Linked DNA regions of Homo sapiens: region 1 is linked to region 2. Evidence: read pairs that join two places in POLR2A ChIA-PET (ENCODE). Cell type or tissue: Panc1. All regions are shown on one strand.

The links. Peaks named below come from ENCODE experiments on the same cell type or tissue, not always from the same donor. Only the 100,000 strongest peaks of a DNase experiment are listed, where the experiment ranks them.
Region 1: POLR2A ChIA-PET joins it to region 2 with 5 read pairs; 5 of 35 experiments call an interaction of 5 or more read pairs at or near these places.

What each region holds. Positions count from the first base shown.
Region 1 is chr12:12,919,846-12,922,345 of GRCh38, reverse strand. No RefSeq gene overlaps it. Among named protein-coding and RNA genes, the nearest start is that of MIR614, 5.3 kb to the right of the region's middle. RefSeq lists cis regulatory regions at 78, 71-158, 1,315 and enhancers at 6-150, 1,243-1,387. In Panc1, no CTCF peak of the experiment used is centred here; no DNase peak of the experiment used is centred here; H3K27ac peaks cover 1,209 bases.
Region 2 is chr12:12,818,589-12,821,088 of GRCh38, reverse strand. All of the region lies in intron 2 of DDX47 (DEAD-box helicase 47), which reads right to left. Among named protein-coding and RNA genes, the nearest start is that of DDX47, 6.5 kb to the right of the region's middle. In Panc1, no CTCF peak of the experiment used is centred here; a DNase peak (open chromatin) is centred at 940; H3K27ac peaks cover 2,500 bases.

The DNA.
Region 1 (2,500 bases), 100 kb before region 2:
CCTCATTCTGGCTCCCAAGTATCCAGAGGTCATGGGTTTGTGATTCAGATGACTAAACTCATGCTACCCAAGTACAATGCACAAGCCTTTTTGATTCTGCTGAGTAACACGAATCATGGGGTTCTTTCTTATGCAATTAATCACCCTCAAAGACAACGTGGAGTAGTTTTTTGTTTTTTTGTTTTTTTTTTTTTTTTTTTTTTTTTTTCTTAAAAAGACAGTAGTTTTTGTCTAAAGAACGAAATCAAGCAATAGTTCAGACATTGACTACATGTATCTGGAGTGGGAGAACACAGTGGTGTTTACAAAATTCAAGTGCCTTTGCAAAGGATTTTAGATCATCACCGTGTCCGCAATAAAGTCATATTAACATAGCATGAGCTCTGTTCCCGTGGCAGCTCCCATTCTAAAGCAAGGCTCTGAACAAGGGAGTAGTCCTGCAACACACAGCCCCCTTAATTTTAATCGACACCCAACCATAACACTTACTAAAAGGTGAGGGCCCATCCCAAGAGTGAAGAGCATTTCCATTTTCACCTGAAGGGCAAAGGAAGTGTTTGGGTTGGAGGTATAGGGAAAGAAAACTGTCCAGGAAAACTAACAATCTAAGAACTCTCCATGGCTCTTAGATTCAAATATGAAGAATAACAACTCAGCCAGTGAAAGTCTAAACGCTAAGAGTTACAAGCTGCCTCAAGCTTATCGAAGGCCTTGCTCCAGACAGAATTCCCCACATTGTCCCCAGCAGAGCTGGAGGATGTGTCCTCACCTTTTAATAAGTGTTATTATTGGATGTCATTGGTAGTTGTGTGTTACAAGACAATTCTCTGCTTCATAACTTTGCTTTAGAATGCAAGTTGCCTTAGGAATGGAGCGCATGCTATTTGAATAGCATTGAACTGATTAGTTCATTGAGCTTAAACATCACCAGCCAAGAGAGGACCCGCTATTTTGCAGGAAGCTCTTCTGGAATCTGCTTGCCTAAAATTTCTAACCACAGAGCCACCTGTTAGGCAATCGTTATTAAAGACGGTTGGGAGGCAGCAGGGAGTTATGGATAAGAAATCTGGAGGCACCCCACCCCACCCTGGCTCCCAGTCAATCACTTGACAGCTGTGTTGCCTTCGGTGTTACCTAGCCCCTGGGTGCTTCAGTGTCTGCAGGTGTTAAATAAAAAAGGGATAACAATAGTAATAACCCCAGCCAGGCGCGGTGGCTCACGCCTGTAATCCCAGCACTTTGGGAGGCCGGGGTGGGCGGATCACCTGAGGTCAGGAGTTCGAGACCAGCCTGACCAATACGGAAAAAACCCCGTCTCTACTAAAAATACAAAATTAGCCAGGCGTGGTGGCGCATGCCTGTAATCCCAGCTACTCGGGAGGCTGAGGTAGGAGAATTGCTTGAACCTGGGAGGCGGAGGTTGCGGTGAGCCGAGATCACGCCATTGCACTCCAGCCTGGGCAACAAGAGCTAAACTCCATCTCAAAAAAAAAAAGTAATAACGCATGAGGTTTTTATACATATTAAATTATATTATACATCTAAAGTGCTTAGGCCGGGCACAGTGGCTCACGCCTGTAATCCCAGCACTTTAGGAGGCCGAGGCGGGCGGATCACCTGAGGTCAGGAGTTCGAGACCAGCCTGGCCAATATGGTAAAACCCCGTCTCTACTAAAATACAAGAATTAGCCAGGCATGGTGGCGGGCACCCGTAATCCCAGCTACTCAAGAGGCTGAGGCAGGAGAATTGCTTGAACCCGAGAGGCAGAGGTTGCAGTGAGCCAAGATCGCGACACTGCACTCCAGCCTGAGTGACAAGAGCGAAACTCCATCTCAAAAATAAATAAATAAACAAACAAACAAATAAATAAAGCACTTCAAACAGAGCCTGGCACGGAGTAAGCGCACAGTAAATGTTAGTGATGGTGATGATCATGCCCCTGCAACATCTCCTCCTCTCCGGATTAACTAGCTCCAGTCCCATCAGCCATTCTGCAGGTCATGAAATTCCAAAAATAGCTTCTCTGTTAGAAGCTCCTCCTCCATTAGAGTGAGCTGCAAAGATGTGGATTTTATGCTGTGATGTGGTACCTCAGGGGAACAGCACATGCCTTGACTTGGACTTCACAAATGTGTCAGTGCTGCCTACGATTGCTTTGACTTTCTGGCTGTTGTCTCATCACTGGTCCTTCTCAGTTTTCTAGACACCTCAAACTACCAAGTCTTTTTCATAAAAACTACTGTCAAACCAAGTCTTTCCAATTTGTATTTATGTAATTTACTTTGACAGCACAAATACATTTACATCTATTAAAGTAAATTCTTGTCTTGGGATCTTCATTCCAGCTTATTGCAACATATTTGTATTCTGGTTTTATTATTCAGTCTTTCCTAATTTTGTGTCATGTGCAAAACTTGATAAATGTGCTTTATCTTTATCCAAGTGATTGATGAAAACGTTATCCAAACAGATGCAAAGACAGAGCCCTGTGGCACATCA
Region 2 (2,500 bases):
AGAGGAAAGTTGAATAAACAGAAAAGACATGGCCTCTCTCTTAGATAAGCTCAAAACCCAGTGGTGAGACAGACAAATATACAAATGCATTATAATGTGATAAGAGTTTTAATATAAGCCCCTGCAAAATACAGCGAGAACACAAGGAAAAGTAACTACTGCCCAGAAGAGTCAGAAAAGGCTAACAGAGGTGATAAGTGAGTTAAAACTGGAAGTAAGCAAAGAAGGGAAGAAAGGATATTCCTGTAAGAGGAAAGAGAATTAAGGCTTTAGAGAACATAGCATGCTGGCTGGGCATGGTAGCTCACGCCTGTAACCCCAGCAGTTTGGGAGGCCGAGCCAGGCAGATCACCTGAGGTTGGGAGTTCGAGACCAGTCTGACCAACAAGGAAAAACCCTGTCTCTACTAAAAATACAAAATTAGGCGGGCATGGTGGTGCATGCCTGTAATCCCAGCTACTCGGAAGGCTGAGGCAGGAGTATTGCTTGAACCCGGGAGGCGGAGGTTGCGGCAGCGGTGAGCGGAGATCGTGCCACTGCACTCCAGCCTGGGCAACAAGAGCGAAACTCCATCTCAAAAAATAAAAAGAACATAGCATGCATAGTTAGGCTGAGAAGTACAATGTGGCTGGAACACAGAAGTGTTAAGGGAGAAAGAGGGAAGAATGAGGCTAGAGTTTTGATGTTTTCCTATAAGAAAGAATTAAAGGATTTTAAACAGGGAATATCATGATCAATATTACTGTTTAGGAAGATAAACTCTAGACCTGATGGCATAAGGAGGAGCCAAGGAACTTAACAGTGCATGCCAGTTACTGCTCCTTCTGAGGGAAGAATGCTCTAAGTAATTCTTTAAGAACAGGTCACCACTGTTTGCTATCACCACTCAAGCCACAACTCATAAGACTTGGAAATTAACTCCTGAGTTGAGATCACTATCTCCGAGCTGGCTGTAGCCCATGAGGTAGCTATGCACTACCACAGTGGCCAGTGAGAATGCTCCCTATTAAATCATGACCCCTACAGTTGCTGCCCCTGTTCTGACTGTGTAACTGCTGAGAAGTTTTCTTTACCTAGAAGATAATCCTACAATAAACAAATCTCTTTTCCCTGACATAACCTGAACATGACTTACAATCAGAAATGACTTAAATGACCAGAACAGGGAAAACAAAGGCTTAACTGGGACATTGGATGTAATTCAGGGGAGATATGATGGTGGCCTGAACTGAGGCCAGGAATGAGCACAGGAATGAGATTCAGAAACTAACAAAAGGAAATGTGGGTGACTCACACATTTTTAGTACGGGACACTCAAAAGCCAAAAACTGCAATATAGGCAACAGAAAAATTAGTCCTGGTGAGGAAAATAAGGACTTTGGTTTCCACACAGGGAACTTGGAACTTAAGATTCCTATAGTAAACTCAAAGAGATATGTCTAAAAACCAGTTGGACATACTTGTTTAGAGATATGTCTAAAAACCAGTTGGGCATAATTATTTGGAGGTATGTCTAAAAACCAGCTGGACATACTTGTTTGGAGCTCAGGAAAAAAGTGGGGGTTAGAACAGACATGGGAGCCATGAGTATCCTACCACTGGTACTTCCTCAGGGGCAGATGCTTCAGAATAATCGATGAGACTTACATATATATATATGCCCGGTCCCATGCCTGGAAATTCTGATTCAGTAGGTCTTGGCTGGGACCTAGAAATCTCTATTTAAAAAAAAAAAAAAAGCTCCATAGATGATTCTGAAGAATACAGACTCACTGATGCAGACAGGGTTTAAGCTTGAGGACTGAATGAGAAATGTTATGTAGTATTTCAGAGTAAGAAAAAAGGGTAAAGACAGAATCAATATTGTAAGGCAAAGGGAAAAGAACCAGAAGAAGAGACTGAGAAAGAACAGCTAGAAAGACAGAAGAAAATGCTGTCTTGAAATTAAGGAGGAAGGCAGCTTCAAGAAAGAAGAGTGATCAGTGGCGTTCAATGTCACTGATCAAGTAGAACAGACCTGTAAGATCCACCTCTTAAACATTAATCAGTTAAACCAGGATCTGCCATGCCAGATCAGACAACAGTGTGATATGGTTTGGCTGTGTCCCCACCCAATCTCATCTTGAGTCGTACTCCCATAATTTCCACATGTTGTGGGAAGGACCCAGTGGGAGATAATTTGAATCATGGAGGTGGTTTCCCCAATACTGTTCTCATGGTAGTGAATAAATCTCATGAGATCTGATGGTTTTATCAGGGGTTTCTGCTTTTGCATGTCTCTCATTTTCTCTTGCCGCCACCACGTAATAAGTGCCTTTCGCCTCCTGCCATGATTCTGGGGCCTCCACAGCCACACACAGAACTGTAAGTCCAATTAAACCTCTTTTTCTTCCCAGTCTCGGGTGTGTCTGTATCAGCAGTGTGAAAAAGGACTAACATACAGTGTATCCTAGTGAATTCTATTCTTTAGCCTTCTTTTCATTAACATCAGTGTTTTCCA